2 separate regions of the Homo sapiens genome follow, and region 1 is linked to region 2. Evidence: read pairs that join two places in POLR2A ChIA-PET (ENCODE). Cell type or tissue: HepG2. All regions are shown on one strand. Links, peaks and the distances in the headings refer to the core of each region. The heading gives the core; the rest is flanking DNA. Region 1 has its middle 18 kb from the start of CPVL. Region 2 overlaps CHN2 (chimerin 2).

The links. ChIA-PET counts read pairs that join two places held together with the same protein. Peaks named below come from ENCODE experiments on the same cell type or tissue, not always from the same donor. Only the 100,000 strongest peaks of a DNase experiment are listed, where the experiment ranks them.
Region 1: POLR2A ChIA-PET joins it to region 2 with 7 read pairs; 3 of 35 experiments call an interaction of 5 or more read pairs at or near these places.

Annotation. Positions count from the first base shown.
Region 1 is chr7:29,156,666-29,172,834 of GRCh38, forward strand. It overlaps a transcript of CPVL not described here and a transcript of CHN2 not described here. Among named protein-coding and RNA genes, the nearest start is that of CPVL, 18 kb to the left of the region's middle. In HepG2, for the core only: no CTCF peak of the experiment used is centred there; a DNase peak (open chromatin) is centred at 7,346.
Region 2 is chr7:29,404,801-29,420,969 of GRCh38, forward strand. All of the region lies in intron 6 of CHN2 (chimerin 2), which reads left to right. Among named protein-coding and RNA genes, the nearest start is that of PRR15-DT, 150 kb to the right of the region's middle. RefSeq lists enhancers at 11,815-12,316, 12,317-12,816. In HepG2, for the core only: no CTCF peak of the experiment used is centred there; a DNase peak (open chromatin) is centred at 8,351.

The DNA.
Region 1 (16,169 bases), core at 5,943-8,442, 250 kb before region 2:
TGGTGTAATTTTGACCAAGGAGCTTTATGTTAGTATGAAAGCGACTATGTATTACTCTCCAGCACAGCTTACACAAGCATTATGCTAAATTATCAGATTTTTAGCTTCTGCATAGCTAAAGAAAAAGTCCAAGAAGTCATAATTCTTTATCAAAACTGACAGTGGATTATGCACCTGGAGATCTATCTAGCAAAATCTGCCTTGCATTCTCAACATGAAAATCCTGTGGCTGCCAGTAGGTGATACATCTAATTTTAACACAAGAAAAGACATCTAACAAACATCAAAACAAAAGCTACCCTTCGAGCTCAATTTTCTTTTTCACACATTGGTCCACCCTACCCCCACTTGATGTCAGCAGGAAGTAATCTCGTCTGTGGAAAGGAAGCCAGCCTCCTAGCTGCACCGACAAATTGTAGGGAAATGAAAAGGCTTGATGATTGCTGAATTTTATCCCTCTTTATTTCCAAAAGAATAATGAAGAGCTGTCTTTTCTCCCACTTAACATCCTAATCACCCACATCAGCAGTTTACACTGCAGCTACCCACACCTCTGAGTGGGGAGGAAAAAAAGAATGAGATGCGACCCCTCCCCCACCCTGCTACACCCATTGGAACCTGTCAGTACTGCATCTTTAATCAACCTCAAAATTGCAATCCTTCTCCACTCAATGCCCAGCCCCTGCTGGTTTAGGGCACTACATAGCTTGCAGTAAACTGCTATCCATTATTCCTCTATATTTAGAACTTCTCTAGAGAAATGGCGTTATCTCAGTCACTAAGCTGGAAACTTTAAAGTTAGCTTCGCACAGTGGCTTATTCACAGTCTCTTTCATGGACCCTTCATTCACCTTGCTTTAAAATGTTCAGACTGATGCACAACTACAAAAATCCAAAGTATGAAAATATCACCCTATGGAAAATTGACTATGATTTGCATTTTGCTAATGTTGGGATAGGTCAAATGTTATTTCTCTCCGCTCCATAATGTTTCATTGGAGATAAATCCTACTCCCCTTCACCAGTGAAAAGCCACTCAATGACCTGAACAAGATCTGGTGATAGAAAACATATTTTCAATAACACTAAACTCATTTTTCTGCCAGAACAAATTAGTCAGTAGCTATCTCATATGTCACAGAGGTTTCAAAGAGGCACTTAGGAGGATGCTAAAAAAAAAATCCTTCTATGTAGATTATTAGAAATGTCATGTGCTAATGTAAAAATGCTCCGGCAGTCCTTTCATTTTACTCTTCCTTATGAAAATACTGTTTCTCATTTGTGATTCCACTCCTAAAGAGATGTTTTTTGAAAATGGTTCCAAAGAGAAACGGAAGGAAGTGTTATCATTTAGCCCAGAAAAGGCAAGATGGCAGGGAGGTAATCAAATAAAGGAGAAAAAAGACACAATGAGCTCATCACTCCTCCAAATTCCCATCTCCACTGAACACTGGTTAAGAAGAGGGGAGTGGGCTGTATTGGTAGGAAGGTTTCCTTAGAGTTGAGTATATTAAGAAGAGCATGAGTTCCGGAATGAATGAATGTCTACAATCAAGGACTATCTTCCTTCAGTGTTCTTTGCCATTTGAAGGAAAAGCAGTTTATAGCACACACATATTTTCTTAGGACCTCAGTTTCCACCATCCTATAATAGAGCAAATAATTGCTACTTTTTATTGCTGTAGAGCAGATTAAATCAGATGATGTGACTAAAACATGTAACATGATGTCTGATCCATAACCAAAGAAAACTAGAGGAATGTGTAAAGCTATGATGTGTGTGGGTAAGAGTGGGGATAGCTGAATCCTGAAAATTCAGGCAGAATGGCTCACTTTATTTTATTGTGTAGCCTAGTCTTTATGTGATAATATTGATACTTAAGTTTACCAGAGAGGAAAATATTTCCTTCAACATCCTCTACGAGATCTGTTTTCACATGTGTAGAGCTGACTGTATGCCTGAATAGGTGAATTATGCATTTCACCCAACTTTCTTTTATAATTTGAGTCATTAGACATGGCCGTAGAGTTAACAGTTTAATATAAAAGTGTTCCTGGAGATTTTGCTTGTTCTTTTTGGACTGTAATCAAATGTGAAAGAGATTAGTAGTAGCAGTATTTGTGATTTCACCCTATTTTAAATATTTACAGATGCTTAACTCTTAGAGAGATACTTCTGACATTCCAACACATTTCAGCTCTGTATAAACATTCCTTTGGGGGCTTTCATTTTGTTCTGATAGTAAAAATTGCTAGAGGAATGTAACTGAAAACTGATTTCCAAATAAGATACCCTGCGGCAATCGAAATATCCTATGTAGTTATTATCCACTGTAAAGTACACTTTCCCTCAGGGAATCTGCTATCAGAGAAAATTAAAACCTAGCCACCCATTTTAAAGCCCATTAAGTCATTAGGTGGCTCTTCAGTGTTTTCCTAATGGGCTACACAGCACAAGGAGCCCTCCCAGAGCCAGTGAGAAAGCATTGTGCAGACTCCTGCAAGCAGATTTCTTTATCTGGGAGTCACAGAAGTTTAGACCTGAGATGGACCTTGAAAATTATTCAGCTTCTTCCACTTGCAGAAGAGGAAACTGAGCACAGAAGAGGTCACGTGGTTTTCCACTATCCACAGCTGGTTAGAAGCAGAATAAGGGTTGAAACCCAAATGCCTGCAGCATCCTGGCATCACAGAGCCTTCATGGTCTTAAAGGTGGGATGAATTATTCTATACCAGAATAATGTTTTGGATGGCAGTATTGGAAAACTATCTGCCTTGAAAGTTGCTTCAGATGAATGAAAACCTATTATTTTTAAAAAGTAAAGCACTTCAAATGTGTTTTATCATGTAACATGTATGTGTTATCATTGTAGTTCTCCTATGTAGAGTGATGAAATGGGGTGGCTAATTCGAGAAAACCTCTTCCCACACAAGTCTTATGCCTCCTCCTTCCCCGCTTCGTGCAGAGGACATTTTGCTCAAATGTCACCTTCTCAGTGAGATCTACCCTGACCCCCCTATTTAACCTACCTCACAGCACACATCCTGGGATTACTGATCCCTTTTACTCTGTCCTGTCTCTTCTTCAAAGCACCTATCACCTGCTGACTTACTATGTAATTCACTCATTCTTATGCTAGAAAATAAGCCATGAAAACAGGAAATTATTGTGATTTGTCTCAACTAGTGTAATGCAAGTGCCTAGAACAGTGCCTGACATAAAATAATGCTTAAGTATTTGTGGAAGGACGTAATTAATTGTCCCCAAATGGCATCCTTTGTGTGCCCATGGGTGCACGTCATTTTCTGGTTGGTGGTCATCTTCTGACTAGATGTGCCCTGTCCATCAGCACACAGTGTTGTGGAGAGCCAATCTTCATTATTATCTTGCCTCACTAAAAGTTAAACATTGTGTCCTTCTGGCTCTCTGATAAAGAAAGCTCACTTTCCTAAGATCAACATGGTTTCCTGGCCCTCATAATATTTCTACATGTTTAAATCTTACTCAGTTTGCTACTTTCTAGAGTCAGTTGATCTAAAATATGTACTGGCCACCCACAGTGTGTGAAGTTGGTGCCAGATGTTCACGGTGACAGACATGAGCAGTACATTCTGGAACCTATTAGACTAATGTTTCATAAAACTTATCTGATTCCCTGATGTTCTCCCATCAATTTTCCTGTTCCTGTATGTGGCTGACAACGTTACTGGCTTATCCATGTCATTCCCCTTCCTGTTTGGTATCTCCTTTTAGTTTGGGCAATAATGTACCCAGGAGTTGAGTCATGTTTGACCCTAGTCAGTCATGGCTACCCCTTTTCCCTTTGCCACTGAGTGGTCTACAAGTGGGTGTGTAATCCAGTCCTGGTCAGTGAAATATAATGAGAATTCTAATGGAGGGCTTGGGAAAGATTTTTCTCCCTGTCAGAAGGTAGGGGAAGTACCACAATCTTCAGCCCTAACCCCAGCACCTTGACTCCTAATTTGGGTGGTGTGTTGTGAAAACGTGATGATGCCTGGTGCTGTGGTAGCCATCTTGTGACCATGAGGAAAAACCACATATGCACTGAGGCAGAGAGGAAGGGCTAAAAGAGCCTGGGCTCTTAATGACGTTGATCTAACAAACCCACCCTGAGACCAGTCTACCTCTTGACTTATTTATCACATTCAAATGATAATATCTATTAATCATTGACACTAGGTTGATAGTCTTTTCTATTTTTTGATTAACGTGAAAAGCTACAGATTAATTTTATAAATATCTGTCACCCCTGAGATAATATTAAGAACAAGTGTCATTTTCTTGAGTCTTTCCTCTGATTGAGTTTTTCCTGCTTTTTTAAACTTTAATTTCTCACCCTTCTTTTCAACTCTATAAACTTATTTTCTGTATAATACCTAGAAGCTACCTGACTTCTTACCAGATATTATCTTAAACCCCTTCGTTCTACCTTATCTATGATGAGCAAGATAGAGGAAGGTGCTCAAGGTTAGGGGAAAAACTGAAATGTTTTCAACATTAGCCTTGACCAGGCTCATGTCTTAGCACATGAGGGTTTGTGCAGGGAAACTGAAGCAAAGGAAGGACAGCATGGTTACTCTTTTTCCAGTCCCCTTTGAACCCCGTTACCAAGTGAATCTTCCTAAAACACTCCCTATAGCACATCTTTCTCCTGGTCAGGAAAACCTAAGGATTTCACTGAGCCTGCCAGATAAGATTTCAACAGTTTTCTTAGCATGCAGCAACTTTCACAATCTACACCCAACTTCCCTTTCCAGCTGGACCCCCTCTACTTATCTCGAACCCCACATTTTTGCCAGTTGGGTCTGTCTATTCACTTTAACTTTTCATACCCATTCATGCTCCTGGTCCTGGTTATTGTGGTCCCGGACCTGGAATGATCCCTAACCAAATTCCATGTATTCTCTAAGCCTCTGCTATTCAGTAGGTAACCACGATGGGTAGACTGGCCTTTTCACTGAATTTTTAATTTAAATCCATTTGAATTTAAAAATAGATACTTAAAAATTAAAAACTTTTGCTTTGTGAAAGACCCTGTTAAGAAGATGAAAACGATGAGCCACCAACTGGAAGAAAATATTTGCAAATCATATGTAAAAGATTTATCTATAGAATATATAAAGAGTTCTCTAAAGTCAACAGTGAGAAAACAATCTGATTTTTAAATGGGCCAAAGAGTTGAACAGACATTTCACTAAAGAAGATAGACAGTTGGCAAATAAGCACATGAAAGATACTCAGCATCACTAGCTATCAGGGGAATGTAAGTTAAAATCACCAAGACAGATCACTTATAAACCTATTAGAATAGCTAAAATAAAAAATACTAATAATACCAAACACTGGCATGGATGCAGGGAAACTGGATCTCTCAGACATCGCTGGTGGCAATGTTAAACAGTACAGCCACTCTGGGCATCTGGCAGTTTCTTAAAAAGTTAAACACACATTTACTATACAACTGAACAACAGTACCTCTGGGCATTTATCCTAGGCAGGTAAAATCTTATATTCACACAAAAACTGTTCACAAATGTATGTGTAATAGCCAAAAACCGGAAATGACCCAAATGCTCTTCAAAAGGTGAATAGTTGAACACACAACCATATAGTAGAATACTATTCAGCAATAAAAAAGAAACAAACTACTGATACATGAAACAGCTAGGGTGGATCTTAAGAACATTATGATGGCCAGGCGTGGTGGCTCACACCTGTAATCCCAGCACTTTGGGAGGCCAAAGCGGGCAGATCACCTGAGGTCGGGAGTTCAAGACCAGTCTGACCAACATGGAGAAGCCCCATCTCTACTAAAAATACAAAATTAGCTGGGCATGGTGGCGCATGCCTGTAATCCCAACTACTTGGGAGGCTGAGGCAGGAGAATCACTTGAACCCGGAAGGCGGAAGTTGCAGTGAGCCGAGATCGTGCCATTGCACTCCAGCCTGGGCAACAAGAGTGAAACTCCATCTCAAAAAAAAAAAAAAAAAAAGAACATTATGACAAGTGACAAAAGCCAGTCTCGAAGGATTACACATTGTATGATCTCATTTACACAACATTCTTAAAATGACAAAGTTGCAGAGAAAACAGATAAATGAAATGGCTGCCAAAGGTTAGGGAAGAGGAGGGAGAGCCTAACTATAACAGAGCAGCACTAGGAGATCATTTGTGTGATGGAACAGTCCTGTATGTTGGTTGTGATTGTGCTTAAACAATTCTGTACATGTGATAAAACGTTATAGAAATATACACAGAGACAGATAAAACATTTGAATACATATAAATAACAGTGAAATATGCATGAGGTGTAGTTAATTGTACCAATCAATATCCTTGTTTTGATAATGAACTATAGTTATGTAAAACGTTACCATGGGTTGATGGATTCATGGGATCTGTTTATACTACTTTTACTCCTTATGAGTCTGTAATTATTTCAAAATTAAAAATTAAAAAAAGATACTCAATTCTATTATGGGAAAATTTTTAAGCATGTTTGATATATGAATCTGTTTCTCCATTGTAAATGTTATTAAATCTAAGACGTGCTACAAGTGTAAAGTATATACTGGATTTTGAAGACTTAGTATGAAAAACATTGTAAAATACTTCGCTTATAGTTTTTATATTGATTAAAATACTCTATATTGAATTAAGTAAAATATATTATTAAAATTATTTTCAACCTTAAAAATGTTTAAAAATGTGTCTTTTAGATAATTTAAAATTACATATGTGATTCATATTATATTTCTATTTCCTGCTCTAAGCAAAGAATATGGTACCCTGAAAATTGACACATATGTTAATGGGCATATGCATATGAGCAATTATTACCTAAGAGACAATATCCATTTTTTTTTACAATCTTATTAAGGTATAACTGGCATACAATAAGCTAAATATAAAGTATACAATTTGATCAGTTTCAGCTATGTATGAACCCATGAAACCCATCATCACAAGATAACAAACATTCTCATTGCCCCCAAAAGTTTCCTCCCTCCTGCCATCTCTGTCACCAGGCAATTGCTGATCAGCTTTCCATTACTATAGATTAGCTTGCATTTTTAAAATTTTTAAATAAATACAATTATATTAATTGGTATCTTTCACTTTGTGTAGTTACTTTAAGATTCATCTATGTTATGCATATCAATAGTTCACTCCTTTTCATTGCTGAATTCATTGCTGAATTGGACTGAAATATATTTGTCCATTTACTTGTTCAAGGACATCTGGGTTGTTCCCAGCTTTTGACTATTACAAATAAAGCTGCTGTTAACATTCGTGGACAAGTCCTTATGTGGACATATGCTTTCGTTTCTCTTGGGTAAATACCTAGGTTGACACATATAGTAGAGAATGTTTAACTTTTCAAGCTATAAAATTGTTCTCAAAAGTGTTGTGCCATTTTCCATTCCCACCAGCAGTGCATGAGAGTTTTAGTTGCTCCATATCCTTCCCAACACTTATTGTGTCTTTTTGATTATTGCCATCATGCTAGGTGTCAACTCACCGTGATTTAAACTTGAATTTTCCTAATGACTAATGATGTCCAGCATCTTTTTATGTGCTTATTTCCTGTTTGTACAGTTTCTTTTTTGTAAAATGTCTATTTGATTTTTGCACAGTATTTTAATTAGGTTGTTTCTCTTCTTATTAAGTTGTAAGGGTTTATTTTATATAAAATGCAAACCCTTCATAAAATATATATTTTGCAGATAATTTTGCCCAGATTTTGGCTTGCCTTTTCATTTCCTCTTTTTCATTTCATTTCATTTTTTTGAAGAGCAAAAGTGTTCAATTTTGGCCAGGCACAGTGGCTAACACCTATAATTCCAGCACTTCGGGGGGCTGAGGCGGGCAGATCATTTGAACTCAGAAGAGACCAGCCTGAGCAACATGGCAAAACCCCATCTCTACTAAAAATACAAAAATTAGCCACGCGTGGTGGCATATGCCTGTAATCCCAGCATCCCTGGTGGCTGAGGCAGGAGAATCACTTGAACCTGGGAGGCGGAGGTTGCAGTGAGCCGAGATCTCACCACTGCACTCCAGCCTGGGTGACAGAGCAAGACCTGTCTCAAAAAAAAAAAAAAAAAAAAAACAAAGATTATTATTTCTTCACCCAGTTTCCCTTTGAAAGAGGTCAACTGATATATATGTGTGGGTCTGTTTCTAAACTTTCTAGAGTGTTCCATTGATCTTTGTATATCTATCATTATGATAATACCACACTGTCTTGATTACCATAGCTCCATGATAAACCCTAAATATAAACTCAAGTGTATAGTGTGAGTTCTACAACTTTATTCTTTTTCAGATGTTTTTGACTATTCTACATCTTTTGAACTTCCATATAAATTTTAGAATCAGTTTGTCAATTTCTAAAAAACAAGCCTGCTGATTTTTTTATTGGCATTGCATTTAATCTAAAGATCAATGTGGGGAGAATAGATATCTAAATAATATAGTTTTTGATTTATGGGCATGTATATCTCATCTTTTCAATTATCTCAACAATGTTTTATGGTTTTTGATATAAAGGTCTTGCATAAGTTTTCTTCAAACCAATACTTAAGTTCATATTTTCTGCTATTTTAAATGGTATTTTTATTGCAATTTTGGATTGATCTTTACTACTGTATAGAAACAAAATTGATTTTTATATATTACTCTTTATCCTTTAACCTTGCTAAACTCACTGAATAGTTCCAATATTTTTGTGTGTGTAGGTTTCTTAGATTTTTTTTAAATCACCTATACTGGTTCAAAGAATTTTCCACAGTCATGTTGTCTGTTAATAGAGACTGCTTTATGCCTTTCTTTTTAACCTGTATGCCTTTGTTATTTCTTTTTCTTTCATTAATACATTTGCCATAATCTTTGTTACAATGACAAGTAGAAGTGATAGAATGGATATACTTGCACTGTTCTTAAATGAAAAGCATTCAGTCTTTCACCATTAGGTGAGGTGTTAACTGTAGGCTTTTCATAGCTGCCCTTTATGTGGTTGAATTTTCTTCTTTTCTTTTTTAAATTTTTTCATCATGAATAGATGTTGAATTTTTGTCATATGCTTTTCTGCATATATTGAGGTGACCATATGGTGTTTCTTTTTAAGTGTATTAATATGGTGAATTACATGGGTTGATTTTCAAATGTTAAACCAACCTTGCATTCTTGAGATAAACCTTTTATTTGGTAAAATTTATAAACAGTGTTTGTCACTATGTTCACAGGGGACATGATTTGTAGATTTTCTTTTCTTGTAATATCTTTGGTTTTGGTATCAAGGTAATGCTGGCTTCATAGATTGAGTTGCAAAGTGGGTTTTTGTTTGTCTGTTTGTTTTTAGACAGGGTCTCACTCTATGCCTAGGCTGGAGTGCAGTGGTGCAATATCAGCTCACTGTAGCCTTGATTTCCTGGGCTCAAGTGACCCTCCTGCCTCACCCTCCCAAGTAGCTAGGACCACGGGTGTGTGCCACCACATCCAGTTTTTTTTTGTTTTTGTTTTTGTAGAGGTGGGGTCTCACTATGTTGACCAGGCTAGTCTCAAACTCCTGGCCTCAATCCTCCCATCTCAACCTCTCAGAATGCTGGGATTAGAGGCATGAGCCACTGCGCCCAACATGGATAGCAAAGTGTTTTATCCTCTTTGATTTTCTTGAAGTTTTGTGTAGAATTGATATTCTTTCTGATTTAAGTGTCTGGTAGAATTAACCAGAGAAGCCATCTTGGCTTGATGTGTTTTCTGGGTTTTTGTTTGTTTGTTCGTTTGTTTGTTTTATGGGGAGGTTTCTAACTATAATAGCTTTATAGTTAGAAGCCTTTAATAACTTTAATAGCTATTGAGCTATCCAGGTAATCTATGTCTTCTTGAGTGATCTCTGGCAGGTGGTTTCTTTCAAAGAATTTGTCCATTTTATCTAAGTTGTCAAATATTATGGCAAAAAAGATGGTTGTAATATTTTCTTATACTTTTAGTATCTACAACTGTATTGGTATCCTCTCTCTCATTTCTATAATTAATAATTTGTATCATTTCTATTTTTTTCTTGATGAATCCAGCTAAAGGTTTATCACTCACTGATCTCAAAAAACCAGTTTTTTATTCCAATGATATTCTCTATTTTTTGTTTTTCTATTTCCTGTACCTTCTTGAACATTTGAAACATATTTATAATAGTTCTTTTAATGTCCTTGACTACTAGTTCTACTATCTGTGTCATTTTTGTTCTGTTTCCATTGACTGATTTTTCTCCACAATATAAGATATATTTCTATGCTTTTTTGCATGCATAGAGTACATATACTGTATATGTACAAGTTAAAGAATAATAACAAAGTGAACAATGTTTACAACTCCAAACAACTTGACGAAAAGAATATTATCAATACCTTAAATCTGTCCCTGGTAACATCCCTACCTTGATACACTCAAAGTGTACTCAAAGGTACAATATCTTGAATTTTGTGTTAAACTAACTTTTAATTATTTATTTTTGCTTAAGTATGTAATCCTAAAATAATATATTAATTTTAACTTTTTTAGACCTTTGTCAAATACAATAATTCTAGGCTTACTTTTTTCATTCAATATGTTTCTGAAATTCAACCAGATGAACATGTATCTGTTCATTCATATTCTATCCTAAATGGTATTTCATTAAATGAATATTCAAAAAATTATCCACTATCTGCGGACATGAGAGCTATTTCCAGTTTTTCTTTTTGCTTGTTTGATTCGCTGGTACAAACAGTGCTTCTATGACCATATTTGAATATGTCTTTGGTGCACATATGCAAAACTATTTCTAAAGTATGTATCTTAGAGTGGTATTGCTGAGTCGAAGACTATATGAATTTTCAACTTTGCTAAATAACACTAAATTGTTTTTTAAAGTAGTGGTACCAATTTACTCTTCAGTCAAAAGTGTGTAAGTGTTTTTATTGCTCTACATCTTCACCAATATTTGGTTTTGTCAGACTATATAGTTTTGCCAATCTGATAGAAAAAAACTGGCATCTGTGAAAGTCATTTGTTTTCCCTAAACATTTCCAGTTTTCTCTGCTTCCAAGCACATAGTAGAAGGAATTGCACTTCCTAAATCCTTGTTATGAGTGAGTTTGACTTGTAATGAATTGTGAAGGAATGTCTGCCAGCTCCTGGCTGGAGCAATTACTTACTGATGCAAAAACCCCCATGCTTTCCTTCCCTCTGACAAGGAGGCCTACAACATCGGAGGTAACTGTTGTGTGACCCTGGGAACATGAGTGATCATAATGAACAGATGACTGACCACAGTTCCCAGATGACCTAAACTGGACATTTGTGTGAGTGAGAAGTAAAATTTTGTTGGTATGATTCTTGGGTGTTGGTGGCAACAATATTACCTAGCATATCATAACATACAGAATATCTCATTGTGGTTTTAATTTGCTTTTTCCTGCTTACTAATGAGACTGCACATCTTCTGACGTTTGGTCTGGGCATTTTTTTATTTCATAAAATGTCGGTTTATTTGTTTGTTTAAACCATCTTTCAATGGGTTTCTTTGTCTTTCTCTTATTGATTTCTAGAAGTTCTTTAGACATTTTGGATTCTCATCTTGTGTCAGCTTTGTTTCAATTCCATTACACAATTTTTGGTTTTTCTTTTAATGGTTCTTAAATAAAACTTTTTATCTTAGAAAATTTCAAGCATACAAAATAGAATATTCTAATAAGCCTCCATGTAGCCATACCCAGCTTCTATAATTATGGACTCATAGTCAATCTTTTTTGCATCTGTAATCTCTACCCATTCCTCCCACCCCTGGATTATTTTGAAGAAAATGCCAGACATCCTATAGTTTCATCTGTGTATCTCTAAAGGTAAGAACTCTTTGCAATTTGGAGGTCCAGTGTTATGTGAGGGTCTCTGTTCCAATCCCCCAACCTGTATAGGCTGAAAGCTTTCCCTCTTCCCCCTCAAACCTCAGCTGTAGGCTTCCAGGGAGAGTTTGTGTCTCAGCTAATCAGATGGCTAAACACACTTAAAAACTATTTTTCCATTATATTATGCTAAAAGCACTAGAAGTAATTTAGTTTAGCATGTATTCATGTTGTTTAGACATGTACTACTAAGTATGTATTATGTGTGCATGATTTTTACATATGCGTGTTTACCACTATCCATTTAATCTATAAGCTTCTAAGAGGTATGAACTATTTCTATTCGCCATGTTTTAAGTAATACCCAGCCCAATGTGATTCAAAAGTAAATGTATAATAAATTCTATTTGATGAAAATGGAAGTCCTGGTTATTAGAATATCATGAGGAAAATGGACTCAAATTGTGGTTTGATTTTCATAGGCAATTCTAATGGATATATAAGAAATTTATCTCCCATAGAATAAAACATGGAATTTTCCCCATTTTATTCATTTCAGTTTTCTTTCTTTCATACCTATTCTAGGTGGTCTATGCATTGTATATTCAGTACTGTTTTTGAAAGGCATGTTACTCAAAATACATGGTTGTACTACGAATAAATGCACTATGCTGATATTACCATTGTAGAAGATTCTGGGAAGAACATTCTATTATTCAATCCCTTAAAATATATCATCCTATTGAGTTGCTTCTTCTAAGGCATTCATGTACAGTGTGCTCTTTTAGAGTTTAACAATTCCATTTTCATACCCCTCTAAACACACCATTTTAATTATTTTTAAAAACTTACCATTAGTGATTTGTCCTATTTTGTTTTTATATAAATGTTTATATACAATAATGTTATGTTAAAAATAAATACAACTGTTTTGTTATTGTTATATTATCTTTCACTTAAACAAGAGGAAAGGGAGATTAAGTAGCTGACGGTGTACTGAAGAGTAACTGAAAAGACCAAAACAGGACCATTGGCTTTTTCTACCTATTCTTCTTTGGCTTCTGCCTTTTCATGTCCTATGTATGGCTGCCATCATGTGCTGCTCTGTCTTTTCTTCTCAGGGCCTGCTTGACACATTTGATCCAGAAAAGCTTCTTCCTCCCTTCTGACCACTGTTTGCTCAGTCAGAGCTGGTGTGCCTATAGACCTTCACATCCTTATTCCATGGCTACCTGGCAGGGATAAGATGTATATATATATATACACACATATATATAAGTATATATACGTGTGTGTGTGTGTGTGTGTATATATATATGTATATACAGGTTGCTGCTCTGTTGCTCAGGCTGGGGTGCAGTGGCGCCATCATAGCTCATTGCAGCCTTGAACCCCTGGGCTCAAGTGATCCTCCTGCCTCTGCCTCCTAAAGCACTGGAGTTACAGGTGTGAGTACCATGCCCAGCTGTGGTGTCCTTTTGATCCTTGTATTTGGCCTTCTTGACTAATCCAGTGCTCCCAGACTTCTAGCAGAAGCCCATTCTCTGGAGGTAAACTGACAGGAATCCTATGGGGTGGAGGGGGATTCCCTGAGCTCTTAAACATGGTCCTAAGGTGCTTCCTTGGCTACTTTATGTTTAACAATAGATTGCTGGTGATACTGATGAAACTCTTCTTTTGTTTTAATATCTGACAAATTTCTTGCTAATCTTAATTACTAGAGCAACTCTAGGGAACAGTGAATCTTCAAACACAAGATTTTAATATGCTTTCCTTCATGTCAGTGTTCCTTTTATGCATACCTCTAGTAAAACATTGTTCCATTTGATGCCAAAGATTTGCCCTTTCTTTAATTAATTTTGAATACTGCACATGTTAGATTTTCCCCCATTATTCATATTTTCTCCAATTGTTCATCTGGGGACGAATTTAAGTAATTTGTACATGTCCTTAGTTTAAAATGGGTTTTGTACATTCACTGAATATTTTGAAGAAAAATCAACCATTACATGACAAATGTATGTCTTCTAGAATTTTTATTTCTAAACTTCATGGAACACTTCTGTGTGACTTTCTGTAATATCTAATCTCAGGCAAAAATGACTTACTGTATTAGTCTGTTTTCACACTGCTGATAAAGACGTACTCGCGACTGGGCAATTTACAAAAGAAAGAGGTTTAATTGGACTTATAGTTCCATATGGCTGGTGGGGGGGCCTCACAATCATGGCGGAAGGCGAGGAGGAGCAAGTCACATCTTATGTGGATGGCTGCAGGTAAAGAGAGAGCTTGTGCAGGAAAACTTCCCCTTATAGCAACTATCAGATCTCGTGAGACTTACTCACTATCACAAGAAAAACATGGGAAAGACCTGCCCCCATGCTTCAATTACCTCCCACGGGGTCCCTCCCACAACATGTCGGAATTCAAGATGAGATTAGTGTGGGGACACAGCCAAACCATATCACTTACACTTCTCTATGACTCAGCTGATTTATTAAAAAACGACTTTATGAGATGTGTCAATTGAGATGGAAGGTGCTGGACATAATGAACTGCCGGTTTCCCCCCAGTTCTGACTCTTGCCTGCAGAGCCCTAACATTGCTTACATACGCACTGCTCTTTCACATGAAGGAACAGCGCAGACATCACCTAATACGCGTCCTACTGTATTCTTTCTGCCACATTCCCAGAAACCCCAAAGCTCTTTGGAACACCCAGGGGATTTCACAGGTCTATAAAGAAGAACAACCTGTAAACTGGGCTTGGTGATTCTGTGGGGATACAAACCAACATAATACATATGTAATGGAATAAACAACGGCATTAGCCAGTTCAGAGTCTTCAAGCTGAACTTGTTAGAAGGAGCGCCACACCTCAAGTAAACTAATAGGGTGGGGATCCCAGACGGAGAGGATTCTACCCAGAATCCTCCTCAATTCAGCCCCGAGCTTTCTTTGAAGGGCTTTCTTTGTACAGAGTTTAAGGTCAGAGACTTTTAACGTGGACCGGAAAGACAAACTCTAATACCTTAAGGGGCACTATTAAATCAAATTCCACAAACTAAATACTTGTCCGGAGATGAACAATTCAGAGTATAGCAGTTGTTGCAGGCTAAATCCAAGCATATGACATAATTTAGAAATCTACCAGTGTGTCTCCAGAGAATGCATTTTCATTTTTCCATAATATAATACATGCCTATCAAATCCATCTAACATTATTGAATCCATCACTTTTTAAGAAATGAAGTTGTTGTAGCTGAAGCTTTCAAGCATGCCGTCACATATAGTTCTTACAAATGGACTTACGAACTGATTTGGAGGGAAGCCCCCAATTCCCATATGTTTGACTTTAAAGAACAATCCAGCTGTATCTGAAGTAATTGTCCTCCTCAACAGAGTGCACAATGCAGGGTGCAGTGGGTGGTACACAGGAGAAAAAACTCATGGAATGGTGGAGACAGCCCCCTAGTCAGCCAGATGGGCCAAATCAGATGTAGGGTCAGCAGTATCACGTTTATACGCTTGGATTACATTGCCACCTAGAAGGAACCCAGGGAGTACCTAGGTTTCCATATATGGGGGGATTCCTGCAATGATTCAGTCCTTTAATGGGGCATCTTACTGTAAATCATTAAAACAGCACCACCTACTCTCCAGCATCCGGCCCACTGAGTTCTTGAAAGCATGGTTGCTGTGGGCATCACAGCTGATTTCTGTTAGTTGACTGGTCTCATCCAGTTGACCAACATTCTGCTTCAGGAACATTGTGACTTCTACACCTAGGCTCACCCTTGGTTATGATAGCATCAGTGTCTAAAGTTTTCTTAATATGCTGTAACAATAATCTCTGTCTCATCTATCATCATATTGCCACCCATTTATCATCCAAAAAAAATTATTAAAAATAACCAAGCCTTCAGATTCAGGAAAACCATTGGAATCAATTTGATTTCCCTTGCAGTTGGGAAATGAATTTTAAATTATTCATGTTAACACCCTCCAGATAAATTGAATTTTTAGAATATTTAAGAAAAGCTTAGTAAAGTCCATCTTTGACATTAACAGATTCCTTTTTTTAAATATTAATTTCATATTAACCATTGCTTTTTGACATACAGTCATCTGACCAACGATTTCAAGAATCATTAATGTTAATTGGGAAAGAAGTAAAACCTTAACATTTTAATATTATAAAACTTTTTTTTTCAACTTCTGTTTCCAGCTGTATGACTCACTAGATATCTGGAGAAGCTTT
Region 2 (16,169 bases), core at 7,302-9,801:
GCGATCCTCCCATCTCAGCCTCCCAAGTAGCTGGGATTACAGGTACGAGCCACCGCATCCAGCCAAAAAAAGCTTTAGCATATATTTTTTTCATGCAAAGTCATAAATATCCCTTGAAGGATGCAAGAGCCAGTATCACTGATTGCCTTTGAAGAAGGGAAGTGGGTGTCTGAGGGGTACAGTGTGGAAGGAGATTTTTCCCTGCTACTCTTTCAGACTCTTGGAATTTTAAACCGTGATCGATGCAGTGCCCTATTTAAAAATTTAAATAAGAGAAAATAATGCGCTGTGTATTAAATTCACATACATTAAAGCATACCCTGAATAAAGAAACATTCTCTGTATGGAGTGCTTATGTCACCATACACACACACACACACACACACACACACACACACACACACACACACACACACACACACGGCAGTTCCAACACTCTGCACCCAGGCTGTTTCTTCTCAGCTCAACCCGATGCTGATAGGACACTTTCATTTCTCCATGGGGTCTTTAACGAAGAGTCTGTGTTTAGCAGAGTTTTACTAAAGGTTGGAGCTGGGAGAGCGTAATGATAGCACAGGGCGCACATCATTAACTACAGTGCAGTGTGTCTGCCCCTGGCAGTGGATTGGCTGCTGCTTTCTTCCTTCCTGGCATTGCCTCCCCTGACACACAGACCCCTCAGCTGTGCCCTCTGGGACCCTCCCCAGCTCTCCTCCCATTAACCACCCCACCATCACCACGCCTTTCTCAAACTGCTGCCAAGCCAACTCCCAGAGTCCTCTTGCTTTCTTAGGGCAGGCACCGAAGCCCTCTTTGGTTTCTACTTTCTTCCTGCAAAACCAAAGAGAGTTACCTTTTCTGGACTGAAGGCCTTCCAACCTTACTGGGTTGTCCTTTACAGATGAACTGTTTCATCAGAGAACAACCTCTCCCCTCTTGTCTCCCACTCAGCGTTTTGTTTGTTTGTTTGTTTTTTCTTTCTAAATTATTTTCTTCCTTCCCAGCTGCCCGCCTTTATATCCAAGGTGGTCCTTTCATTGGTTGTTTCACTGTTTCCATCATGTGATCTGCTGGCCTGTCCCGGTATCTTTGCCTAGGAATGATTCCCTACAATGTGCTTGAACAGAGGCCGTGGCCAGGCCAAGGAGTGAATGTCCAGCCCTCGCTTACTGGCAGAAGTCTTCATACAAGGTTGAGCCTGTCCCGAGTGGTTCTCCCCAGTGCCATGCTCGCATCTCATGGCTGGTGTCCCCGTGGTGACTCTGTGCTCATCAGAGTGTTATTGTTGTTGCTGTAATTCTGCAACAGCTCTTATTTGCTTTTTCTCTAGGACAGAGTTCAAATTCCTTACAGGAAATTTGCAGCCTGTTTAAGCCTGGGCCCCTTGGAGAAGCAAAGCCTGAGACTGGGGTTTGGTACAGATGGGGAATTTGGAAAGGCATCCCAGGGAGAGGAGGAGAAGCTGGGCAGGTAAATAGAGGAGGAGAGAGGCTGGTATATGCACGTTGTGGAGCTGATCACCTTCTCAGGAGCCGGGTAGAACTGCTTCTAAGAGGAATTGAAGTGGGAGTGTTTAACGCATCACCTCCTGTCCCCTCTTGGTTGAGGGGTACCTGTGAGCTGTTAACATTCTCCCCAGTTCCAGGCCAGGCATGCTGGAGAGCTAGGTGGGTGCCATGGGCATCCCTGGCAGCCTGTGGAGTCCAGTGCAGCTGTCCTTTTCTACTATTGAATAGAACCTGCCACACTCAGCCTCCCCTCCCCTCCCCGCCCTGGCATGCTGCACACCACCTTTATGAGAGTTCATCACCCTGTGTCCAGCGTCATTGTTTTGATCAGTGGTTCTCAAAGCATGGCCCTCGGGAACCAGCAGCATCAACATCAGCTGGGAGGCTGGTTAGAAATGCACGTTCCCAGGAGCCACTGTGTGGGGGACTCTGGGGTGCCCTCCGCCAATGTGTGTTTTAAGCTTTAGGCAGTTCTGATTCCCACCTGCATTTAAAAATCTGTGGTTTCTATGTCTGTCTCTTTCCCCAGAGGTGGATCAGTGGGAGGCAGAGGCTACTCCTCAGCCTACTTCCTAATTCTAACGCCCTCCACCTCACTCGGTGAAGCAAGCACTGATTGAATGAAAAATGGATGGGTGACTTTTAAAATGTAACACATTGCCCCACATTCACCCTAAGGAACAGCGTATCTCAAATTCACCAAGAGGGTGCCTCAGCATCTCCCGCACCGTCTCTCAGCACGTGCTCCTTCCTTCACTGGGCTAAGATCTGGCCACCAACTCCTTGTAGCATCAGGAGCAGCAGGAGTCTGGAGAAGCAGGGGAATCGTGGAGACCATCTCATGCAACCCTTCTGTTTTGCAGGACAGGAAACTGAGGCACCCGGCTCAATAGCTTAGAAAGTATTTCAGTGACACCAAGGAGGCTTGGATAGAAAAGGATGCTTTTCAGCAGCTATCTTAGAGTTAAGATTGTTGAGGCCTTTTTTTTGGATGGGATCCACAACTGTGCCACTGTGGAGGGGGTCTTGGTCCTAGGGGGTGGAGAGGCTTGGTGACTTCATTCAGGACAGTAGATTCAAACATAGTGTTACCCATTGTCCTTCACCAAGCAGAGGCGTGCATTCATTTGCCAAAGAAAGAACCTGAATTGTTAATGCAGAAAGCATTATGGAGCTGGAAAAGATCACTTGCATTACAGGGTCTAAAGAACCTATAGATTTTCTCTGCAGGAGGTTCTTTGGAAATAACATGTAACTGACATACCCAGTCTTTTCTCAGGATTCAAGGGTAAATGAAGATGAGCATAACTTAGCTATTATAGTAGGTGACAGGTACCCTGATGATGCTGACCAGCCGACTTGCTGCCCTTGCACGCAGTCATAAAATGGGGTGGGATAGGATGCAGTGAGAATGGATTTAACTTAGATTACATCCGCTCATGAGACTGGGTTTTGCCAAGCATTGTTTTAAACCAGAATTCCCTAATGATTTGGGATTTATCACTCAGTCTGAGCAATTGCTGATTTGGTTGGCTTGGTGGTTCTCAAACTGACTGAAGGTTGGACTCACTCTGGGAGCTTTTAAAAAAATGCCCATGGCCGGGCTTGGTGGCTCATGCCTGTAATCCCAGCACTTTGGGTGGCAGAGGCTGGCGGATCACTTGAGGTCAGGAGTTCAAGACCAGCCTGGCCAACATGGTGAAACCCCATCTCTACTAAAAATACAAAAAAATTAGCCAGGCACTGTGGCACATGCCTGTAATCCCAGCTACTCTGGAGGCTGAGACAGGAGAATCACCCGAACTCAGAAGGCGGAGGTTGTAGTGAGCCCAGATCACACCACTGCACTCCAGCCTGGACGGCGGAGTGAGACTCAGTATCAAAAAAAAAAAATAAATTAAATTAAAAAATATATATTAAAAATGCCCATGTTTGACCCCACCTGCCTATGGAATCAAAGTCTTCACTGGTGAAAGGCACCTGTCGGTCTTTTTTGGCTCCTCAGGTGATTGTCAAGTGCAGGGCTTGAGAACCTGGGTTAGATGGAAGGGGAGACGAGAGTAAAGGTGATCAGACATTTTGGAGCATTTTCTTTCAAGGACACCTGTCTCACTTCTTCCCATGCCTCTTATATTCCTGAGGCTCTTTTATGTTGTAAATTAGACCCTAGCCTTCTTTCTCTACTTTTACACAACACGTGAGAAGTCCTCTGGGGAAACATTCTTCACACAGTTAACTCTGGTGGCTACAGTTACCTGTGCTGGTTCAGGGTTTGGCTTTGCTCCCTTTCCATGACTCCTTTCCCGAGATTATTGCCTGAAATATAAATGATGGGAAACAATTAACTGAAGTGGGATTAAAGAATTTAATGAAGGGGCAAGGAAAAGTTAGTCCCTCTCTCAGGGGTCAGCTAGTGGTTTCTTTGGGTGGATATTAGAAAGAATCTCTTTTTACCAGTTCCTCAATATCGGTGTTTTCAAAGAGGAACGGAAGAGGAAAGTCATCCTAATACATTCAGCGTATGGAGGGATATGATGGGCCAAACGCCAAACCCTCCTTGTCCCCATCCAAAATCTCTCTAGGAAACAGCTAATTTAGAGACACGGCTCCCGAGAAAGTATTTTCTATGCAAATAGTGCCATCTTGTGGCTGAAAGGAGAGTTACATGCTGATGACACAAAGGACCAAACCTAACGGATGTGAAAATGTGCAAGAACAAATTTTTCAGCAATGAATCCATTGAGTCATCCCACTTTCCTCAAGTTTTATAGCACAGATCAGGCTACACAGTGGCTTGGGGTGTCTGTTCTGTAGCCTGTGCTCCTTCTCTGCATAAGCACGTGGGCAGCTCTGCGGGCCTAGGACTTGTAAAAATCATCCCAGGAATCTAATTCTAGTCCAAAAGTGCTCAAACTTCTCGGCCTCAGGACCCCTCTATACTCTTTAAAGTTACTGAGGACCCCAAAGAGCTTCTGTTAATGTGGGTTAAATCTTGATATTTATGGTATTAGAAAGTAAAATAGAAAAATCTAAAATATTTATTAATTCTTTCAACATAATAGTAATAAACCTATTATGTGTTAGTATGAATAACATATTTTTGTGAAAAATAACACTGTTTTCCAAATAAAAAAGTGATGAGAATATTGGCATTGTTTTTACATTTTTGTAAATCTCTTTAGTGTCTGGCTTAAAAGAAGACAGCTGGCTTCTCACATCTGCTCCTGTATTCAACCTGGGATATATTGTTTTATTTGAAGTATAGGAAGAAGTCTGGCCTCACACAGATGTGTAGTTGGAAAAAAGAGGAGTGTTCTTATAGCCTTTTCAGGTAAATGTGGGCTTTAAAATATATACTAGACCACAATTCAACAAGTGGTAGTTTCTTAAAGGTTAGTTGCAATGTCAATCACAGAAGGCAATTACTGTAATAAAATCAGTTTTGACATCATGGACTCTCTAAAGGGATCTTGGGGATCCCCAAACATTGGTGGGCCACAGTTTGATGAAGAGCCCAGCTTTTCAAGATGTTTATATTTTGACATCTCCAGAGTGGTGTTTGAGAGGAATTGTCCCACCACTTTTATCACCTTTGACTGCAGGAGGTAAATGATGCTGTCACCTGGGACTGCTGTACACCTATGGGGACTGGGCAGGCTATGATGAGGAGGCATTCTTCTGGACCTGACCCACCAAGCGCCTGCCCTGAGCACGACCTCAGAGCTCTTCCCAGTGGCTCTCACTAGGCGGTGGGGGGACAACAGGCTGAGTCTATATGAGTTTTAATTTTAGGGATCCCTCTGGGGTTGTTGAATGTTTTTAATTTCATCGAGGCTTTTTAATCATGGGACTTTTAAATAATTTATTCTGGAAGAAAATTTTTATAATGTTTAAAACAGGGTAGTGTCTTGTTTATATTTTAGTTGGGCTTAATCGTAGGAACAGTGTTGGTAGATTTAGGGTGATTACTTTCATTTTTAAGGTGAAATTGAGCTGTTTTTGTCTTTTTAGTAATTATATGGTGGTTTTTGGCTGTGAGTAAAATATTAATGTTTGTTTATTAGTCTAGGTGGGATGATATGTTAAAAAGATAAAAGACAATAATTTGGATAAGTATTTAGGGTTCTCTTGATTAAAGGTTTTTTTTTAATTAAATAGGTTTGAGGTGAGAAATGGAGAGTATATTTGCATTATGTCTGTGGGTCATCTATTGGCACTTAGTTTTTTAATTGGTAAGCGTTGAAATAGAGACTCTTGTTTGAGGAGTCTTAGCCCCTCACCTAAATTGGGTATTTTGTTGAGTATGGGATGTGAGATTATACTTGACTTTTTTGATTTGTTTTTCTAATTAGGGGAGTTTGTCTTTTTTTGTATTTTTGTTTTTGAAGAAACTGGAGGGAAAAAGTTATAGGAGTTGATGAAAAAGTTGAAGGAGAGTGTTATTATTTTAGACCTTTGTAAGGGGAGAAAAAGTTGAAAGTAGTGAGACATAGTAAAAGTTGAACTTTTGATTTATAAATTTGAGAAGTTTTTAAAGAATGACTGTTACATATAATGCTCTAGTTATTTAAAATATTATCTAAAACTTTAAAAACACAGACTTTCCTCCTCAAATCCCTAAACTCTCCTCCCTTACTCCCTAGCCACATTAAAAATTCCCCATTTCTACTTTTTATTAAAACAAATTTTTAAAATCTTGCCTTCCCCACCTTCTTACTTTAATCAGATCAAATAAACATTTCTCTATCTCCAAACACCTGTGTATCACTATTTAACATCAACTACACACCAAGTACACAAACCTAAATTTAGACTTCAACACAAGCCTAGGGCCTGTGTCATCAGGAAACAGTTCTGCAGGTGCAATTCTGATATATATGGCCAATGAGGAGCCACCGACTGGGTCTCATTCTCTTCTCCGTACAGAGGAAATACCAAGACTCAAAGCTCAAAGTGACATTGAACAAGGAGGGTTGGAAGGAGGAAACACAATTTTAGCAGAGCCTATTATTTTCCTTCTTTGGCCTCGTACTGGGTATCACCCTCTTTGTTACCTCTCCTGGGCTTCTCCAGCTACCATCTTTGTGTCTATTTCATCAGGATGTGGCAGTCTCCCCACCCCACCCCCAGAGTGAGTAGCTGTCATTTTTGCCACCCAGAGCCACCTCAGTGTAGGAGCTTCTGGTGGAGTCATATCTGCCCACTAATCCCAGAGGTGGATTTGTGATTCAAGGCCAAGCCGAAGGACCCCGTGTCCCTGGCTAGGGTGGTTGGTTCAAGGGTGACCATGTGGTCAAGTCAGAGCCAGGGGAAGACAACAGACTTTTACCGTGAGTTCCAGGAGCCAGGCCTTTCACCCTCTTTCTGCTTGGCTCAATTAGGCAGGAAGTAGAGCCTGGGCTGCTGAAGGCTTCCCGCCACCCGATAGAGCCTGAGAATGGAGCCTGGAGAAAGTAGAGCCTGGAGATGGGGAGAGAGAAGCTGAGTCCTGAGGCCTGATCTGAGCTTCTCGCGGAGCTGCCCTTCAGCCCGCCCCCGTCTCTGGATGTTCCAGTACTGCTGGCAGTTCATTGCTGCCTTGCCTTTGAGCTGGGTAAGCAGATGTTGGTGCTGCATTTAAGTCGGCAGCTGCTATCATCCCCACAAGAACTGGAACCCACCTGTCAGCTCCCTGCCACCTCTGCTGTCCTTCATTCCCACTCACCTTACTTGTCACCATTACTGAGGAAGCTTAGCTATTCAAGTTCAGGTTCATTTTAATTTTAATCCAATAATCCACACTACCCTTCTTTAAAATGGTGGTGTTAAATCAGAAAAAGGGGACCTCTAGTGTTTACTGAAATGGGTAGGAATGTAGCATCTTGTTTACCAGGCAGACATGGGAAATAACCCAGAAGCCACTGCTGGAATGCAGCCGTCATCCTTTACCTCCTGGCTCCACAACATATATATATGTAGACCTCTTACAGTTAAATGCATTTCAGTAAGATTAAGGCGCTCTGCTAAAGAGTCTTTTTTTTTTTTTTTTTTTTTTTTTTTTGGGAGACGGAGTCTCCCTCTGTTTCCAGGCTGGAGTGCAGTGGTGCCATCTTGGCTGACTGCAACCTTCATCTCCCGGGTTCAAGTGATTCTTCTACCTCAGCCTCCCAAGTAGCTGAGACTACGGGCTCACACCACCACACCCAGCTAATTTTTGTATTTTTAGTAGAGACAGGTTTCACCATGTTGGCCACAACGGTCTCAATCTCTTGACCTCGTGATCCGCCCACCTTGGCTTCCCAAAGTGCTGGGATTACAGGCGTGAGCCACCGCGCCAGGACACTAAAGAGTCTTAATGAACCTGGTAAACCAGATTCTCAGCAACTTGTGATATTTCCGGGAAACTTTTTTAACAGAATGGGATGAAACATGGCCCCTTTTGCAGCATTGGATGTGGCCACGAGAGCCCTCTGTTGGAAGGGGTATCTCTCAGATCATTGGTACAACAGATGAGCAGTTGGGAACCTGTAGACTCTGAAGAAGGAAAGGTCAAAGTTCCATTTGTAGTCTTTCAGAATTAAAGGCTTGGCCTATAAGAATTTGTAGGGGTGGGTGGGTGGGGTCCTGGATCAACTGTGGGAAGAAGAAGGATTTTGTTCCCTGAATAATTCCCATTGCCGTTAATGGAAATGAAACTGTCAGGGCTACATTGGTTTGTTTTCATGGCCTCTGGACCAGGTTGCAGAACTGGCATTACTCATTTTGCAATAAAAAAATGTCTGGCCGGGTCTTATGATGATAGTTTATAAATGCCCCTGTTGGTTTTCTCTCTCCTTATACACAATCACTTTGAAGTTCCCGCAAAGTTAATATTTCACTTTGTTCCTAAGTCCCCATTTATGAACTTAATGAAGTCCAAGTATCAGAAGAGAAAGTTAAAGTTTACACATGCAACTTTGATTGTTCTCAAGTGACTCATTGGTTTAAAAAATTATTTAAAAAGTCAAAGCACTGTCATTTGCAAGAGACACTTTAATACCCAAGTTGAGGATTAGAAGTAAGACACAGAACTGTGGGCTATGCGTGTCCCAACACACCTTTAACAGAGTAAAAGCAGTTATATTTTACCACAGTACATATAAATTCCATGAAAATAATTCATGATATAAGGGACTTTTATTATGTTAATCTCAAATGATTTTAGGAAAGTTACAATTACTCCCCCTAGAAAGAACATTACATGTATTAAGCATATCATTGTTTTTAATCTATCATAAACTACATTATTTCATTCTGCTTCATGACAACCCTTAACTTCATTGTTCCTCCTCTTCCAACAAAGAAACAAGAAACCCGGGGCTTGGGAAAGCCAGGCGATTTGCCCAGGGTCGTAGAACTTGTGACTTGCGGGTCATTTCACGAACAGCCAGTTGCTAGAAGGTGGCTCGTCTGACTTCGAACAGGCTGTACTTTCCACTGGACCACATTGACACAGTGAGCAGATTTGCTGTGTGTCTCATTTTAAAGCTTCTAAACAAAGCGTTATATTAGGAATTATTTTCCTCTTCCCAATATCGGTACTCAGTGTCCTTGTGGCTTGATTCTAATCGTCTTCTGCTCTGGACTGATTTGTTCTTATGAAGAAATAGGTGTGGCTGAGGGAATTCCTCGAGAAGAGATGTGTTCATTACACACATGCCTGCCTCTGTGATTTCTAAGAGAACAATCTCTGTGTGCATTTTTAGCCTTGAGCTATATGAATTTGAAAAGGATTGGGCAATACTATAAAGCTCTGTATACCTTTACTATATCGCAAGGTGATGAGTCTGAAATGTGAGTCTTCAGACACAAGCATGTGTCTCACTTCTTCCAGTCATGATGGAGTCAGTTCAGATGAGAGGAAACTGAAATTGATGTTACCCTCCTGAAGGTTAGGAAGTGATGCCTGACCCAGCTCTCTCTCAGTGTAGCTTTGAAACACCCCCGAACTCTGGGATTGTAAAATGATATACATGGAGATTTTAATGCATTGGATTTTCTTTCCCCTCCAGTAAGTTCGGTGTAAAAATCAACCTACTCACAAGGAAAGGAAGAAGTGCTAGCACGCACGGGGTATTGACCACATACCACGTGCTATAGGGGTGGCTTTCAGTTTGTCACCTTCTTCCGTCCTCACAACGGCTCTGAGAGTTGGGAATTGGAGCGGTGGAAGTAACTTCTTCATGACCACCCAGTGGGCAGGGGAGCTGAAACCCTGCCGCCAGCTGTCCTGGCTTGAAGGAAAGCCTCTTCAAGAGCTCCTGGTCACCTGAGATTGACCACCGCCTGACCCCAGTGTGGCATGCAAGGCCTTTTCTGACCCTTTTCTTGTCACCCTGTCCCCCAACACACGCATGCACACGTCGCTTCACCTCAGCTGCTCCCTCTCCCTAGCTGTGTCCAAGAGGCCGGCAAAACAGAGCAATTCAAGTTTTCTGAGCCCAACAGCCAGTGTAATGCCTCTCAGCCTTTACACAGCATCTTCCAGTTCTTTGCAATGTCCCTCCCCATTGCCTTCCCCAGGCTCCTGTCCTGACTTGGGGAACTCCTGCCATGCTTTGTGGACCAATCCTGGGCATATCCTTCCCTGCAGTCTTCCCTGACCTACACAAGCCTGCCTTGGTTATACCTTCAGTTGGCTGCCTCTCTGTAGCTTAGATACAGTTCTCATTGCACTGAGCACACCCCACCGGCGTGTTCTTTCATTAATTCATTCATGCTTAACTATTAATAATTAATAATAATTAAATATTCATTGAGCCCCTAATCTGTGTGAAACACGGTGCTGCCAATTGCACTTACAACGACTAGCTCGGGATGGGCCAGTGACATAGGTTCAGTAAGGCAGCTCCTGGGTCTTTGCTGGAAGAATTAAGAAAGAAGTGGACTCTTTCTGCCTGGACTTGCTAAGGCACAGAACATAAACACGGAGCGACAGGGGCCACCTGGCTGGCACTTGGGGAGTCAGACATCAAAGAATGAAGCCATGGAAGAAAGCTGATGCTAGAGATGGAGAATGTGTTAAACCAAGAGCTTCATTCTGGAGAGGCTCAAGTGGGGAGTTCCCACCTTGGTTTTCTGTGCTGGTACATTTCTCTTTCTTTTTGTTCTATGCTATTTTGGGTGGAGTTTCTGTTTCCTATAGCCAGAAGAGCCCGAATGGAGTCCTAAAAACAAAAACAAAAACAAAACAGGCCATGCCTGGCAGAGAAGGCCCTTCTAAGGAAGGGAGTAGTTGGGCCAGCCTCGGGACACAGTTGGTGGAGGGGAAGGCTGCGAGGAGGGAGATGGCCAGGTTGGAGAGGGGGGAGGCTGGAGATGGGCGGGCTTGGGAAGGGCCACATAAAGTAGTCTCCAAAGTGTGGATCTTATGCCCAAATGGCTTAAGGAGCTGCCTGCAGTGTGATTTTTAGAAGGATACATTGGTGGCAGGGTAGAGGATGGGCTGGAGACAGAGCCTGGGGCTCTGGGACATCAATGCAGTAACATTGAGGCATCTGCATTTTTGCTTTCAAAACCCAGTTGCTGTAGGCAAAATTTTAAAAGCCCGCCTTTTCCATTTTTAAATGATGACACTATTACCAAAGCTAATTGTCATCTTAGACTTGTAAGTGTTGAAGGCCTAAGTTGGTTAAATTGTTTTTTGTAAGTTTTACTGGGTTTGGGGAGAAGAGTGGGAGGAAGCAGGAAACCCATTATTCCACGGGGTTGGATAAATGCGGCCCCACAGAGCTGCGTTAACCTACAGGGCTTCTGTGTTCAAGACATAACCTTCTATTCTGCAAAGCCCTCTGCCATTTTCCTTAAACATACACTTGGAATAAGTGATGAATGAATTAGCGTGTTTGCATTCTTTCTTCATTCTGCCTGCTACCTGCAAAGACAGAACTGTAGTATATGCCTTTCTCAGAAAAGCTGTGGACTTCAAATATTATCTCTGTTGAATTTTATCATAAAATAAAAAATACTCATTAACCTGAACTTCACAGTCTTAACCTTTAGAAGCTATGAAAAAGTTATCTACTAATGAAATAGTTTAAAGGATATTGAAATGGAAATGTTGTTACTTAAGAGAGCAAAGGTTTTCTTCCAACTCAGAGTATACACTTTAAAATGGGGTGAAAAAGGGCAGCAGTGTTGAGGCTGCTAATCATGTTGGCTCAAGTCCAGTAGTTCTCAAATTTTAGCGTACATGAGAATCCTGTAGAAGGTTTGTTAGTACACAGAGTTCCAGGCCCTCTCCCATCGTTTCTAGTACAGTAGGTGTGACCAGCGGCCCAGCTTCCCAGGAGACAGCCGATGTTGCTGGTCCGGGAACCACAGTTTGAAACCGCTGGCCCGGGCAGTAGAGTAGCACAGTTAAGTATATAAGGCAACTGGAGAAGTAAGGCTAAATGACAGTGATTAATTAGATGTAATCTGTAATCATATGCATATGTATGTATGCGTGTATATGTGTATGTATATGTATATGTATATTTCCAGCATTTTTATACTGACTCTCATAGAATATAAGCAAACTGCACCTTAGGCGTTCTCTAAGTAGTGATTGCTTTGATGCGACATTTCCTCCCATTGTGGAGCTCCTTGCTGGCCCCTGCAGGCATCTCCCCTGCAGAGGAGGTGCTGCACAGTGGTTAGAGCGTGGGCTTCAGGGCCAGTGGCTGTGTGGCTGAGCCCTCCTAAGCCTCCTTCCCTTCCTTTGCATGCCGCCGGGTAGCATCTCACCTGCACCTTCTTCGAAATACCAGCTACCTCTGCAGCGCGTCCTCTCCTTCTGGCTCCCCTGCCAGGGCCCCAGCTGCTCGCAGTCCTGAGCTGCGCCTCACTCAGTTCTGTGACCCCGCAGGACTTGCTGCAGCAAATGGGCTTTTGTATTTCCAAGGTACTTCATCAACATTTGTTGAGAAAAGGAAGGAAGAAAAAAGGAAAAGGAAGAGAGAGGGAGGAAGGAAGGAATTTTCCCAGGTTGCTCATTGTCTTTGTGACATTTTTTTACTGTAACCCTTTTTTTTTTTTTTTTTTTTAAGACAGAGTCTCGCTCTGTCCCCCAGGCTGGAGTGCAGTGGCGCGATCTCCGCTCACTGCAAGCTCCGCCTCCTGGGTTCACGCCATTCTCCTGCCTCAGCCTCCCGAGTAGCTAGGACTACAGGCGCCCGCCACCACGCCCGGCTAATTTTTTGTATTTTTAGTAGAGACGGGATTTCACCGTGTTAGCCAAAAGTAGAGAAAGATCCATTAGGCAGAAAACCTAGAAGTTATTTAGGTTGAACCGTAATGCCACTGTTGATACCTGATAAGTTTTTGATTTGCAAAAATCAGGCAATTTCATGTGGTTCAAACTAATATCTATTTAATACGAAGGTATATGAATCCTGGTAAGAATAACACAGTTTGCAAGTTTTAGAATACAGTCCACTAGGAGTGGATACTAAGCTTGCAGTTTATATGCTCTGGAAGGCCCTCTTTAAAAAAAATTAAGGCAAAAATACTAGTAAGGTATTGTAGATGGTGCCACGGAGAGGCCCCTGCCTGAGAGAACCTTGGAACTTGAGCATGTGCTTCAGAGCTTCATAGTAAAGACACGTGCTAGGGGCCTGGCTTGAAGATGGCAGCTCCTAGGACAAGCACATGTGAGGCTGGAGAGTCGCTTCTGAAGAATCTGTAGAATAGCACACCCACTTGGCAGGTAACTCAGGTGCCAGAAATCCATACAGTCTGCTGAGTCAAGTGGAGAGATGAAGGATTGCTGGAGCGCCTTGTTGGTTTTGAACGGTGCTATTTCCAAGACAAAATGAGCCTCCACGTCGGACAGACTTCAGAGGCAGACAGTTTGTCCTTTCGTGGAAGTTCTCACGTTCGTATGTTTCATGCATTTTCCCTCAGATGGGATGTTTTGGAGTGGAAGTGGAGCTAACTAAGTAAATGTAAGCCACACCAGGCAGACACCCAAGTAGGGAGCAGGAACAGAAGCTGCGGAAACTTCTCGCGGAAGCGCGGGGAGGAGGCATGATGCCAAACATGGAGTCCTTGGCATTTTCAGAAAAGTTGCTGAGGGGCTTGCAGGAGAGTTGTGAGATCCAGAAATTACTATTTGACTGGGGAGTGGTAGGTGCCTTTATTGGGATGCTTTAAAGAAATCCTAATTCCATAGTTAGCTGAGCCCAGCAAACACAAGCTCATATGTTAGGAGTGGATGTCCAGAAAATGAATTCTTTTTTTGTTTTGTTTTTAAATCTGGAAGCATGGCTTATCTGATTGCCCTCTGGGCTTAGCGAAAGCATACACCCCGTTGAGTATTGTGTTCTGGGCCACAGCCTAGCTGCTACTTCCCTCAGTTTCCCTCTGTCCAGGGGCTAAGCTCACTAAGATTCATTGGTGGGAGGTGGAAAGACCAGGACTCGTGGTCTCCTCCCTCGATTTTGGAACATGGAACTACCAGACCTGCCAGGATGGTGCTTTTTTCCTTGGCGTGCCTAATTTAAGTGTTTAAAATGCAAGTATTTTTAAACAAATTTGACAACCACAGGATGTGTCAATTAGCACTCTATGTATCTGGTAGCTCTGCCAGTCTAGCCTCGTGCTTGGCGAAACTCAGCAACATGAATATTCATTAATAAGCCCATAAGAGGGATTCTGATGAACTGAAATTCTGGATTTTGAAGGGCCAGTCAGGATGACTTCTCAGCGTACCAGTATGCAGTGGGCACATGGTGGCAGTTCTTTTTTTAAATTTTCCAAGAACTGACAACTGTTAGGCCAGTCTTGGGTGTGCCTGTGTATAAAGTTTCTAGCAAACTTAGAGTCAACTTTCTGGGGTAGACACCTCAAGGCTTTGTTTAATTGTTAGTTAGATAGTTAGAAATAATCACCACCAATTTACACCTAGCACAGTGTTCTGAATCTACTACCAGATTAAAACTCAGTCTAGAGGTATTGGGAATACTGGATATTCACATGCAGAAGAATGAATTTGGACTCTTACTTTTCACCAAATACACTAACATTAAATTTATTAACTACCTACACATAAGACCTAAAATTATAGAACTCCTAGAAGAAAATATAGGGGAAAGCTCCATGATATTGGGGCTGGCAGTGATTTCTTGGATGTGACACCAAGAGCACAGGCAACAAAAGCACATATAGACAAAAAGGATAATATCAAACTTAAAATTTTCTATGTGTCAAAGGATGCAATCAACAAAGTGAAAAGGCAACTTATGGAATGGGACAAAATATTGCAAATCATATATCTAATAAGGGTTTAATATCCATAATGTATTTTTAAAAACTCCTACAACTCAACAACAACAACAACAAAAGTAAATAACCCAATTTAAAAATGGGCAAAGGACTTGACATTTGTCCAAAGATGATACTCAGATGGCCAACAAGCATATGAAAAGATGCTCTACATCATTAATCATTAAGGAAATGCAAATGAAAACCACAAGGAAATATTATCTCACACCGGCCGGGTGCAGTGGCTCATGCCTGTAATTCCAGCACTTTGGGAGGCCAGGAGTTCCAGACCAGCCTGGCCAACATGGTGAAACCCCGTCTCTACTAAAAATACAAAAATTAGCCAGGCATGGTGGCACGCACCTGTAATCCCAGCTACTCGGGAGGCCGAGGCAGAAGAATTGCTCAAACCCAGGAGGCAGAGGTTGCAGTGAGCCAAGATCATGCCACTGCACTCCAGCCCAGGTGACAGAGTGAGACTCCATCTCAAAAAAAAAAAAAAAATTATCTCACACCTATTAGGATAGCTACAATTAAAAAAAAAAGTAACAAGTGTTGGTATGGATGTGGAGAAATTGGAAGCCTTGTGCATTGCTGCTGAGAATGTAGAATGGTGCAGCTGCTATGGAAAACAATATGGCAGTTCTTCAAAGAAACAAAAATAGAATCACCATATGATCTAACAATTCCACTTCTGGGTATATAGCCAAAAGAATTGAAAGCAGGATCTCAAAGAGAAATTTGTATACCCATGTTCATAACAGTATTATTCTCAATAGCCAAGAGGTAGAAGCAACTCAAGTGTCTATGGATGGATGAATGAATAAAGAAAATGTAGTATAGACATGCAGTGGAACATACTTTAGCTTTAGCTTCAAAAGGAAGGAAACCCTGTCCTGTGCTGTAACATGGATGAACTTTGAGGACATTATGCTAAGTGAAATATGTCAGACATATTCTGTCTAAGAATCTTTGTTTATACTAAGACAAATACTGTCTTAATATGAGGTATCTAAAGCAGTCATATTCACAGCAACAGAATGTGAAATGCAGAATGGTTGTCAAGGGCTGAGGGGAGAAGGAAATGGGGAATTGTTCAACAAGTTTTAGTTTTGCAAGATGAAAAAGTTCTGGAAATCAATTGTACAACAATGTGAGTATGCTTAACATTACTGAACTGTACACTTGAAACAGTTAAGATGATAAATTTTAGATTATATGGGTTGTTTTTTCTTCTTTTCTTTCTTTTTTTTTTTGAGATGGAGTTTTGCTCTTTTGCCCAGGCTGGGGTACAGTGGTGCCATCTTGGCTCACTGCAACCCCTGCCCCCCAGGTTCAAGCGATTCTTCTGCCTCAGCCTCCTGAGTAGTTAGGATTATAGGCACCCACCACCTAATT